Linked DNA regions of Homo sapiens: regions 1 and 3 are each linked to region 2. A link is a contact called in ENCODE Hi-C or POLR2A ChIA-PET data. All regions are on one chromosome and are shown on one strand. The core of a region is the stretch at or near the end of the contact, and the rest is flanking DNA. Distances in the headings are between cores, read along the strand shown. Region 1 holds the start of MED4-AS1 (MED4 antisense RNA 1). Region 2 holds the start of SUCLA2-AS1 (SUCLA2 antisense RNA 1). Region 3 has its middle 28 kb from the start of LINC00562.

Region 1 (4,036 bases), core at 865-3,364, 76 kb before region 2:
AGTAAGATAGTTTACGGAATAAAGTGAACACACTCCTGAACAACCCCCAAGTTAACAAAATGAATAACAATAGCTTTTTATAAACTTTTATAACTTTATAAAATAGTATTTCTGTGAGACCCAGTTCATTCTGAGCTTCAGTTTTCCTCAAGTTTTTCATAGGTTTGTGCTATTTTTATATATATTTGTTTTATATTATTCCTCATCTTTTATAGTTTGTAGGTGACTTTTGTTTTGATGTGGTAGAACATTTGGGAAGTAGAAAAAGGCATTTAAAAAAGGAAAAAAATATACCCTTTCTGAGGCAGTCACTTTAAATATTTTAGCCTGTTTCCTTTTTTCCCCTATACATTTTTTGCTTAATGTTACATCATAAGGCTGTCCCTGTGTCATTAATAATGCTTTGTATGCATCATTTTTGTTAGCTACCTAAAGTACAACCAGGGGAACTCAACTGTGATATCCTTGGATATCACCTCATATTTCTCATGTTTTAAAAGTACAGGAAAAACAGATATGGGGAGTCACTGCCACATTTTGGACCAAGGAAGGGACAGACCTAAAAACAGTCTTCCCCAGCTCCATCCCAAGGCCGATACTCTCATATCATGGTGCTGTCATTGGAGAGGGTGCAGTGTAATGTGGCCCACTCCATGGCAGAGAAGTTAGATGAGGCATCAGAGGCCAGAGCTGGCAAGCAGGAAATTACCCACTGGGGTTCCAGGGAGACTTGCTGGGAAGCTGCCCTTTGGGATTCTGGTGAAACCTGCTAGGAAACCACCTTTAGAGGCGCCACCGAAAGTTGCTGTGGTGAACACCACTTAATGTCCTGCACACCAACCAGGCATCACAGCAGTAAAGGAGACAAAACCACCTGATCCAGGAAGTGAAACTTGTTTGCTAGTGGAGTCCCACCTGTGCCCTCTACTGACAAAACTTAATTGTGGCAGCTGGCAAAGGAGAAATGGTTTCAGGGGCCAGAGAGAAGGGTAGATTTGAGGCTAACTGGCATACCTTTCTAGTTAATACCATAACTCTTTCTTTTGACCCTTTAAAAATCTGCCTTCTTTATTTGAGTCTTGAACTATACCTGTTTATGTGCTCTGTCCCTTTGCTTCAGAAATACAGACTTTAAATGTAACTTGGGCCCTTTTTTAAGGTATTTCATATGCATACATTGCTAATCAACCTCTCTTTGATGAGAGTCACTTACAATAGCAGTTCCTCTATCAAGAAATCATTCAAATCTATTATAATACTAAAGTACCTATTACTTGTTTATAATATGTAGAATAATCTACATAACCTAGTATACATAAGTATGTATTATATATGCATATAATAGATACATAGATACAGGAAAAATTTGTAATTACAAATGTCTTACAAAAGAAAAATTATGTCAACTGACTAAATAGTTTCTTACAGAGTAGTATGATTTTTTTAAAAAAGTCCCCAGTTGCTAAAATATCAACTTTTCCTTGATAAATTTGATTTTTATTAATTTGGCTAAATGTGTATTTTTTTCCTAGTCTTAAAAAAATTGGCACAATAGCTTATGCCTGTAATCCCAACACTTTGGGAGGCTGAGGTAGCAGGATAGCTTGAGCCCAGGAGTTGGAGACCAGCCTGGTTAACATAGTGAGACCTCATCTCTACAAAAACTTTAAAAAGTACTCAAGCATGGTGGCACATACCTGTAACCCAGTTACTCAGGAGGCTGAGGCAGGAGGATTGCTTGAGCCTAGGTCAGGGCTTCAGTGATGTATTCGTGCCACTGCACTCAAGCCTGGGTGACAGAATGAGACCCTGTGTCAAAAAAAGAAGAGAAAAAAGTAAAATTAAAAAAAATACTTCAAATTGTTGCATAAAGGGAAAAGTAAGAACTAGATTAATTACAGATAGAGCTGTTCTTATCTATGCTTCTTTTTTTCTCCAGATGTCCTTGCTCCACAGTATCCATGGCAGTCAAATGACATGTCGATGAATATGTTACCACCAAATCATAGTAGTGACTTTTTGTTGGAACCTCCTGGGCATAATAAAGAAAATGAAGATGATGTAGAGATTATGTCAACGGACTCCTCAAGCAGTAGTAGTGAGTCTGATTGAAAAACCTTAAAAGACAATATACAGAATTGAATACTGTAGAATTCTGTTTCTTTAACAGTAGCAGGGAAATGTAAACTACAGGTGACAAAAAATACCCAGGTAAACACTGGCTTTGGTAGAATTGTGCAGTCATTAAAAGTCAAAATTTTTTGACTTTCTTTTTAAAGCCAAAGACCATAGTTTTAGTTTTAAGCCACTAGGTAGATATTTAGGGGAATAGTCAAAATTTACTGTTGAAAAAGCAGTTGCTATGTGCTTTCTTACCCTGTTCTGTTCCAGTTTTGCTGGATTTGTACATAGCCATTCTAGAAATAGAGTTGAGGGAAATTATCCATATACATATCACTAATAGGCTTCTTGGAATTATTTAGAAAAGCATTTTTAAACTGGCAGTGGATGACTGAATAGGCATCATATTTCTTTTTGTGTGTCATTTAAAAGTAACAAAAACTGCCATTTGACAGTAAAGGCTCTTGGCTTCTGTTGGAGGCATGGGAAATTGTCTCAATTTGTACAGTTTGTAATTGTAATTTTTGTAAATAAATTTGTTTGTACATTGTATGCTTTTTTTTTAGTTTAAATATACTGTCAGTGTAGGTAGGAAATTATTTCTGTAAATCCAGTTGCATTTTATAATACTTGAGTGACTAACTGAATTGAAACCTATTACAATTAATAGGGTTCTCAAAGGCCTATTCCTATTAGAAGAAATAATTTTTTTTAATAATTGAAAAAATTTACCACAGCCTTGTCTGATTTTAAGAATAGATTGTGTGAAGATTTAGAATGGAAAGCAACCATTTCTTCCCTTCACCTTCCTCTTCTTACAGTTCCCCAGGAGTCATTTTTAACCACTTTTAATTTCTGTTGGTAACCTCTGTGTTTAGGTAATATGCTTATACAACTATTTCTTGATGTATCAGTTTTAGACAATGTATCTTCTGATTTCAAAGGTAATACAACATTTAATGTGAAACATTTAGTGAATACAGTAAAGGAGAAAATAAAATTGTTAGCATTCTACCCAGAGATAATATCAATTCATATTGTAGTGTAGATTTTTTTAAAGTTCACATACACTTTTTTGTAAAATGAGAATAATGTTTATTTCCTGAGATACTGCTGTATTTTTTAATTGCTAATCTGTATTCTTCAAATGAACTGAGAATTCCATTTTTCCATCATTTTTTCCTTTTGATTATTTTCGATCTCTAGAAAAATTGGAAAATAGGAGATTAATCTTATATTTTCACCATCTAGAATTAAGGACATACAATGTTTGAATGTCTTTCCCTCCAGGGTTATTTTTAGGAATGGACTAACACAATATCTAATTTTAACCTTGCCTTGTCCGTATACTAGGAATATTGATCCATGTGTATACATTCTTGAAAGATTTACTTTAATGGCTAAAATTTTATTGTGGTATGTGCCATAATGTAACTGCCTGTTTTTATCACCAAATCTTTAGGGTAGATTCAAAAGGATTGTGTTTTTCAAATTCTTTAATACTGTATTAGTTTTCAGTTGCTGCCGTAACAAATTACCACAAACTTGGCTCAAAACAACACAAATTTATCTTAGTTTTGTACATCACAAATGTGAAGTGGGTCTCACCTAAAATCAAGGTGTGAGCAGGGCTGCATTCCTTCCTGGAGGCCATAGGGGAGAATCTGTCCCCTGTGTCTTCCAGGTTTTAGAGGCCGCCCTTGGTCCTGCTCCAGGCCCCTGGTTGGTGAGTGTTTCTCATTCTGCATTACTGTGATGCTCTTCTGCCTACCTGTCCCATATTTAAAGGATCCTGTGATCATTCTGAGCCCACTGGATAACCCAGAATAATCTTCTTATTTAAAGTGAGATGATTAGCAACCTTTATTCTGTTTGCAACCTTAATTCTTCCTTGCCATGTAACAAAACAACATTC
Region 2 (4,185 bases), core at 216-2,715:
TCTCAGGTTTTTTTTTTTTTTAGTTTAAAAATTACAATTACAATTTTCTCTAGTTAGAGGACTATTTAAATTACCTTTTCATATTAGGTTATTTGTAGTAATTTGTGCCTTCTGAAGAATTCGCTCATCTTGTCAAAGTTGTCAAATTTATGTTATGTGGTGTTATTTATGGCATTCCTTTTTGGTGTCTGAAGGTTCTGTAATTATATTCCCTGGTATGTTCCTCACATTGGTAATTTGTGTCTTCTCTTTTTCTTTTTTCTTTGCAGTCTTGCTGGAGGTTTGTTAAATTTATTTATCTTTTCAAAAACCAGATCCTTGGCTGGGTGTGGTTGCCCACACCTGTCATCCCAGCACTTTGGGAGACTGAGGCAGGAGGATCGCTTGAACCCACGAGTTGGAGACCAGCCTGGGCAACATAGAGAGATTCTGTCCCTAAAAAAATAAAATAAAAAAATCAACCAAGCCTGGTGACACACATCTGTGGTCCCAAACTACTCCAGAGGCTGAGGTGGGAGGATCCCTTGAGCATGGGAGGTTGAGGCTGCAGTGAGCTGTGATCGCGTCACTGCACTCCAGCCTGGGTGACAGACCAAGACCCTGTCAATCAGTCAATCAATCAATCAATAGCTTCCCTGGAGACTCCAGCCTGCCACCAGCTTTGGTAACTAGTGGCCGACTGTCAGGCCTCTGAGCCCAAGCCTGCACGTGTACATCCAGATGGCCTGAAGCAAGTGAAGAATCACAAAAGAAGGGAAATTGGCCGGTTCCTGCCTTAACTGATGACATTCCACCATTGTGATTTGTTCCTGCCCCACCTTAACTGAGTGATTAACCTTGTGAAATTCCTTCTCCTGGCTCAGAACCTCCCCCACTGAGCACCTTGTGACCCCCGCCCCTGCCCGTAAGAGAAAAACCCCCTTTGTAATTTTCCGCTACCCATCCAAATCCTATAAAACAGCCCCACCCCTATCTCCCTTTGCTGACTCTCTTTTCGGACTCAGCCCGCCTGCACCCAGTTAAAATAAACAGCCTTATTGCTCACACCCTGTTTGGCGGTGTCTTCACACGGATGCGCGTGACACCGATCTCTTTGAGCATCAGAAGCGCATGACACCGACCATCTTCTCTTTGAGCATCACAAGCGCGTTACACCGACCATCTTCTCTTTGAGCATCACAAATGGTTTTATTCATTGCTGTAGGCCAAGGGCTCAAGGCTGTTTAGCACGAAGTAGACACTGGGTAATCATTTCTTGAATGAAACACATTTTACAGATGAGGCAACTGAGGCTGAGAGAAGTTAAGATCACCCAAGTGGCGGCGCTGGTCACCTTTACATTGCAATTCACTAGGAAGTGTTCAGGTTGCTCTGACCGCAGGGCAGATATTGGGGCTGCGGTGCCCAGTTCCAAAGGTCAAAGCTTGCTCCGCGCCCGCCAGGGAGCTGGTCTAGCGGCTGCAGTGTTAACCCGAGGCCCCGCCCCCAACGGGTGGCGCGAGGCGGGGCGTAGGTGAGCGCTGCAGAGAGGCTGCGCCTTGGGCCGCCTGTCGCCTGTGCGCCTGCGCGCGGCGCCGAGGGGACGGGGTCCGACTCAGAAATGGCGGCCTCCATGTTCTACGGCAGGCTAGTGGCCGTGGCCACCCTTCGGAACCACCGGCCTCGGACGGCCCAGCGGGCTGCTGCTCAGGTAATGCCTTCCAGTCCGCTGTCGTCTCGAGGGTCGGCAGGAGAAAGGGTGAGGTGTGAGGGGTCCCGTGGCCCGGCTCGGGGTCACTTCGCCGGCAGTGACATTTTCTGGGTGCCCTGCAAGGCCCTCGGGCGACTTGCCTGGGAGTGCTGCTCGCCAGGACTACGAGCGAGCCCATGTTTGCGCGGCTCTGACCCAGCCCTTAGTCCGCGAGGATCCCCGGCGGCCCGGCCGTGGCTGCTCCTGCAGTTTCTAAGAGATGGGCGGGAGCAGGTGGGCTCTGAGTGGAGGTGAGGGGGTCAGGACATTTTCTGCTGCCATTCCGGCGTCTGGCACGGTGGGCTGAGACTTGCGCCGCCCCTTTTTGGGCAGGGGGGAATGCCCTTCAAAAGTACTTTTGTGTTTCTTGGGAGCTGTCATAGGTGGGAATGTCAGAGGACCAGCGGTGCTTACTGACTTGCCTTTTGTGGGGCAAGGTAGGGAAGTTTCCCCTCTCCTCCAAGTAGTTGTATACTGTTCTACTTGTTAATAGCAGTAATAAGATTATGTTTTCTACCTAACCAGTTGGAGAGGTAAGAAAATAATCTTTTGTATAGCCTTATTTCTGGATAGGCTATAGCATAATAGTTACTGGCCTTGTTTTGAATATTTGATGTGTGCCAGGTAATGTGCTAAGCGCTTTACGTGTAGTTTCTCAGGTTTTTCAGCAACTGTGAGGAAGTCATTCAACACCTGCATCATTGTTGAACATATTATGGTTAAGAGAACAAGTAATTTGGACTAGGTCATATAGGAGGTAAGATCAAAGCTGAGATTTAATCCCAGAGGTGTCTGGTTCTAAAGCCGTGTACTTGAGTTGGCTCCACAACTTCGAAAACAAACATCTTCCTTCCAACTTTGACAACAAAAAACTGTGGAAGGGCATTATTGGTGTCCTAAGTCAATTCCAGAGTTTTGGGTTTTTTTCTGAAGTAACTCTTCATACATGTCATAGTATGAATTGATTTAGGGCCCTCCCGCCCCTACCTTTTTTTTTTTTTTTCATTTTTATTGAAGTTGTTCATACTTTCAGCCTAGGGGTAGTGAGTTCTGTGAGTTTGCTTCCCGATAGAAGTGACTTTTTGACCTTGAACTTCCTTCTTATGAATCTTAGAAGAGTGCTATTTAGTTTTTAGAAAATGGGGAATTTAGTGACAAATACGTTTTCATTCTAGTCAAAATCTTTATCTTTTTGGAAGTTCATTTAAAAGCCTTCATTTCTCCTTATGGAAATTTCCAATATTATTTTCTTTATAACAGTTGCTGTCTTCTACCCTGGTATTAAGAAATGCAGCTCTAGAGTTTGGAAGGACCTTAGTCCAACCCTTTGCTTTTGTAGATGAGGACATAGAAGTACGGAGTCTTAAGAAACTCGTTCAAGGTCACACATTTAATTTAGCAATTTGTTTTCCACATTTTTTTTTTTTTTTCCTTGAGACGGAGTCTTGCTCTGTCGCCCAGGCTGGAGTGCAGTGGCGCGATCTTGGCTCACTGCAAGCTCCGCCTCCCGGGTTCATGCCATTCTCCTGCCTCAGCCTCCCTAGTAGCTGGGACTGCAGGCGCCTGCCACCACGTCCGGCTAATTTTTTGTATTTTTAGTAAAGACGGGGTTTCACCGTGTTAGCCAGGACGGTCTCGATCTCCTGACCTCGTGATCCTCCCGCCTCGGCCTCCTAAAGTGCTGGGATTACAAGCTTGAGCCACCGCACCCGGCCTGTTTTAAACATTTGTTTAAGTTCTCTGACCCTCCTCCAATTTCTTGGTATCTTTAGCCTAGTGTACCTTCGTTGAAAATAGATATTTCAGCATATGTCTTTAAGAATAAGGACATTCTTCCAAATAACCGCAGTGATCATACTTAGGAATTCAACATTGCTGTAACATGAATATATATAGTTTAGATTCAGATTTTTCTAGTTGTCCCCAAAGTGTTCTTTATAGACATTAGATTTTTTAAAAATTTAAACTGGGATGAGACCTTGTGACATTTTCTCTGACCAACTAACCAATTAGGTGCCACCTAGTGACTTATGTGCTAGTGACCTAGTGCTCTTATATGTGTTGCAGTTGTTTATTTACATGCCTGTGAACTCTGTGGCTGGGACCCAAGTGTCTTTATTTTTTTAGTGTCCCTAGCCCACTGTCTAGTTCATAGTCATCACAAAAAATATTTGAGTGTATGACTTTTTGCCAGGCTTATGCTAGTTACTCCCCTACCCACTAATTTTTATTATTATTTTGACGTATAATTTATGTACAGTAAGATGTACAGCTTAAGTGGATAGCTAGATTAATTTTTATGTATGTATTCACCTGTGTAACCATCGTCTGCATCAAGATATACAATGTTTCCAGCCCTCAGAAGGCTCTCATGTCCTCTCTCTTATCAATACTCCCTGACAGAAGGTAGCAACCAATTATGACTTCTGTCACCATAGGCTAATTTTGACTGGTTT
Region 3 (4,166 bases), core at 1,025-3,524, 97 kb after region 2:
GTGACAGAATGGTGATATTTGGAATGGAAAATTGTGAGAAAGAGAAGATGCTGACTACCAGGATGGCCTAGGAATTCTCAGAGTGGACATAGAGCATAAACTTCATGTTACTATCTATGTCAAATAGCATGCTCTATTAATTATAGTTGAAATCACTGAGGGTAGAAATGTTTTTGTCAAACTTCAGAGATACCCAGGAGTGCTAAAAAGTGGTTTTGCATGTATGTGGGGAGAGGGCAAAGATATTTCCTCAAATAGTAACTTAAGAGAATTCAACTGAAGTTACATGAACCAGGAGCTACTCTCTGGATAGAAGAAACTATTTGTTTGTGAGGGGTGTGGGTGTGGTGTCTTCCAGTTCTCTTCTGGAACATTTTCACAGCACACTAGGTTATCATCATTGGAAAGTCCACACTATTTGACCAGGTAACAGCAGTCATTTTGTACTTGGTTTTAGCTGAAAGACTGAGAAGTGATACAATAATCATTCTAATTTTCATGCTGCACACTTGTGTTTTGTCAGTTACCTGTCTTTGAAGAGTAGTTTTTGTACTTTTACCTACAGTTTCACCAGTTATAGCTGAGATATATTCAAGAACTAGAAGGAAGGAATGAGAATGTTTTAATTTTTTTTTTTTTGGGGGGGGGTCAGGGTGTCACTTTTCCACCCAGGCTGGAGTGCAGTCGCATGGTCATAGTTCACTGTAACCTCGATCTCTTGAGCTCATGATCCTCCCACCTCAGTCTCCCGAGTAGATGGGAGTGCAAGCATGCCCCACTGTGCCTAGCTTTTTTTTTTTTGTAAAGATGAGGTCTCACTATTTTGCCCAAGCTGGTCTCTAACTCCTGGCCTCACATGATCCTCCTGCCTTGGCCTCCCAAATTGCTGGGATTACAGGCATGAGCCATGGCACCTGGCCTGAATTAAAATATATTGTGTGTGTGTGTATGTATGTAGGTATGTATGTGTGCATATATATATATATATATATATATCAGACCAGCTCCCAGGAACATGCTTCTCATTATAAGTCTTTTGCAGGTTATGTCAACCGCATTGTCCAAAGATTAATTATAAAACCAGTCTCTCTAACTGCATCTTTCTTTGAAGCCCATCTTCTGGGTGAGCAGGTGGTTGAGCTGTCCCTCGCCTTTGAATCAGGAAGTTAGCATCAAAAATGGTATGTTGCTTTTCCTTCCTTTTATTTTATTCAGTCTTGGCATGGTGTGTCACCTAATTAACAAAACAAATGTAATTTTATGTGACTTTACCTCTTTTCATGGCTCATTATTTTCCTCCAATGTAAGAAATTGATGTTCACATCATTTCTTATCCTCCCTCCATCTAAAAGGAAATGTCCAATTTGGAAGACATTTTCTTTAGTCTTCTATGAAAGCCCTCTCATGACCTTTCTGCTTGCAAACAAAAGAATCATTTCCTGATCAGCACCAGCAGTCAGCTCCTTTACAATGGAACCCATTTAAGGTCAGTGCTGGCCTATAATAGAACTACTTAAATAAGTGTAACTTCAAAGAAAAATGGAAATAATGTGTAATATTGAGATGTGATAACATCTTAGAGAAAATAGTTCGTTTTTCTGCTATTTTTAAAGTAGTAGCCAATGGTGTGAAGCGGTTTCTAAAGAAAGCTCACACCACATCCCACCACCAGAAAGCTCCTCCACAACGTGGGCTGGATCCAATTCAGTTCCCAATATGGCGTTTCAGGAGAGATTGTCATGGATTAGAGGAAGGTATTCAAGATGATAAAGGGCCTAGAAAAAATATCTTGTTGGGAGTGTTTAAAAAAAAAAACTTTAGACAAATTAAATTGAACAGATTTTAACTGAGTGAAGAACGATTTGTAAATTGAGTAGCTACCCCCCACCTCCCAACCCGAATAGGTTCGGAGTTACTCAGGCATTGCCAGGAGTTCAAAAGGATATACGCACAGATAAAGGAAAATGATGTACAGAAAATCGAAGTGAGGTACAGAAAACGGAAGTGAGGTACAGAAGACGGAAGTGAGGTACAGAAAACGGAAGTGAGGTACGGAAACTGCTGGGTTGCTTACAGCTCGCGTTTGCCTTCTTAGCACGGTTTGAGAGGTTGGCTGCCTGTGAGTGGTCAAAGTCTGGCTGCTGGGATTAGCTGAGACTTAGCTACTTGTTCCAAGAGCAGGTTCCGGTCTGTTTCCACATCCAGTCAGGTTTCAGTTCACTATGTACCCAGAAACCTTGAGGCTGAACTTAAAATATGCGAGGAAGCAGCTTTAGGTGAAACAACGTAGCAGGAGTATAGCAAAAGTTCAGTCTGATATAAAGGAGATAGGACAGACGGATGCCTGTGGCCATTGTCCATCTTTGAGAGGGTATTTAAAGGCTGGCTTGTTCTGTTTTGCTTCTGAGACATACTAAGTACCGATCGGTAGAAAGTGAAAGCAAATGATGGCAAGGACACCTCATAAATTAGTGAGTCACTCCCCATCATTTGAGAGTATTAAGCAAGAGGGTCAACGATTATTTGTAGGACTATTTTAGTCCTACAAATTTTAAAGGCATTTCCTGTGCTGGGTGGATTTTTATGATTCTTATATGAGCATGCTCCGTTTTTCATGATGCTAAAGAGGAAATACTTGCTTTGTTAATTTAAAATGGATTAATTTAAACAATTCTTGGCTGGGCGCAGTGGCTTACGCCTGTAATCCCAGGACTTTGGGAGGTCGAGGCGGGCGGATCACAAGGTCAGGAGATCGAGACCATCCTGGCTAACATGGTGAAACCCCCTCTCTACTAAAAATACAAAAAATTAGCCGGGCGTGGTGGCAGGCGCCTGTAGTCCCAGCTATTCAGGAGATTGAGGCAGGAGAATGGCGGGAACCTGGGAGGCGGAGCTTGCAGTGAGCAGAGATCATGCCACTGCACTCTAGCCTGGGTGACAGAGCGAGACTCTGTCTCAAAAAAAAAAAAAAAAAAAAAAAAAAAAATCCTTGAGTCTTTTCACATCATAAAATGTGCACTAAAATTTTAGGTTGCAGAGAAATTTTTAATCTACCTGAGAAACAGTTTTTCAATATAAAATGTTAAGTATATGTGAGTTGTTGCTTATAAATATTCACAAACAAAATGCTGCTCTACTCTGAATATTAGACACACATGCACTAATTTCCAGCAAGCACTGTAGATGGAGCAATTTCTATGGCCTTCTTCATTCAGCTTCAGAGAATGGGAATTATTACAGATCCTGTTGTAAGTGAGAAGTCCTGAGAATCCTAAGCCAAGATATATCAAATTGATAAACTTCAAGAGTTTGGCCCTTTCTCTTAACAAGACACTTTCTCACCATTTCAACATGCTGTGTTCAAAGTCAGTATCTGTTGTCTTTGTTTTCTGAAATACCATCTTGATATGGGTGACATGAAGCCAACTTATTCAAGGTGTTAAATCAGACCTAGAAAGAAGTGTCTGAGATAGTCTAGGATTTCCTAAAATAAAAAATTGTTCTCTTTACTCTATAAAAAGAGAAAAAGGAAAACTTCCACCTGTCTTTTTGACAACTAGAACTCTCCTCCCCATGTAGTCTGATAAGCTTTTCAGCCTCTTCAGAACTTTCTTATTTATAACTTATCGCTGATAAGTGTCCACACTTACTGCTTATCATTCAACAAATCCAAACATCCCAGGGACAAAGTTTACTGTTATCTGCTTCATAGGGAGGATTTAGTTTGGGTACCTGCAGTATGTTACAGTCTTGGCCTCTCACTTTTCTTGTGACAAACACTAAAGATAATTTATATCCATTTTTTTTAAAAACACGTTTTTGAAAGCATGTGATGCCCTGGTGAAATGCCATAAGTTGGCAGGCTTCATAGCATAAGAAAACCTCCTCTTCAGCAAAACAATTAATTATACTCAAAGCACCCTCAGTCCTCCCATGACTGTTTTGATGTTCAAAATAAGGTTAGGACTATTTAGCATTTAGGTGTGTCAGGCACTGTACTAGGTGCTGCACAGATTCTTTCTTGCTTAATCTTCTCAGTGACACCAAGAAGTAGGTGTTACTGTCCTTACTTTGCAGATGAGGGAACAAAGGCTTGGGAAAGTCAAGCAGCTTGCCCATGATCACACAACTGATAAATGATAGAGCTAGTCCCTGTTTCTCCAAGG

Evidence for each region. Hi-C counts contacts between places; a loop is a spot of excess contacts on that map. ChIA-PET counts read pairs that join two places held with the same protein, here RNA polymerase II (POLR2A). Pooled maps may share reads with other maps.
Region 1: a pooled map shows a loop between it and region 2 (3-fold over the local background). The contact joins the promoter of MED4-AS1 here to the promoter of SUCLA2-AS1 in region 2. A Hi-C loop is called at or near these places in 6 of 50 pooled maps. POLR2A ChIA-PET finds 5 or more read pairs at or near these places in 3 of 52 experiments (CD4-positive, alpha-beta T cell, H1 and MCF 10A).
Region 3: a map of endothelial cell of umbilical vein shows a loop between it and region 2 (2.2-fold over the local background). The contact joins the enhancer-like site here to the promoter of SUCLA2-AS1 in region 2. A Hi-C loop is called at or near these places in 1 of 168 maps with a recorded cell type or tissue (endothelial cell of umbilical vein) and 5 of 50 pooled maps. POLR2A ChIA-PET finds 5 or more read pairs at or near these places in 4 of 52 experiments (BJ, MCF 10A, WTC11 and 1 more).

The regions. Positions count from the first base shown.
Region 1 is chr13:48,075,215-48,079,250 of GRCh38, reverse strand. MED4-AS1 (MED4 antisense RNA 1) reads right to left here and starts at 2,114. Exons shown (of 3, transcript NR_046511.1): 1 at 1,900-2,114; 2 at 1,698-1,809. It overlaps MED4 (mediator complex subunit 4), which reads left to right. Exons shown (of 7, transcript NM_014166.4): 7 at 1,940-3,527. The coding sequence ends at 2,112.
Region 2 is chr13:47,998,685-48,002,869 of GRCh38, reverse strand. It overlaps SUCLA2-AS1 (SUCLA2 antisense RNA 1), which reads right to left and starts at 1,465. Exons shown (of 2, transcript NR_189308.1): 1 at 1,048-1,465; 2 at 179-435. SUCLA2 (succinate-CoA ligase ADP-forming subunit beta) reads left to right here and starts at 1,597. Exons shown (of 11, transcript NM_003850.3): 1 at 1,597-1,690. The coding sequence starts at 1,601. RefSeq lists enhancers at 57-1,256, 1,633-1,822, 1,843-1,892, 1,913-1,962 and a silencer at 1,403-1,512.
Region 3 is chr13:47,902,344-47,906,509 of GRCh38, reverse strand. No RefSeq gene overlaps it. Among named protein-coding and RNA genes, the nearest start is that of LINC00562, 28 kb to the left of the region's middle. Within about 2 kb of position 2,274, at least 4 of the 41 ENCODE cell types and tissues checked have a DNase peak (open chromatin) inside an H3K27ac peak, as active enhancers do.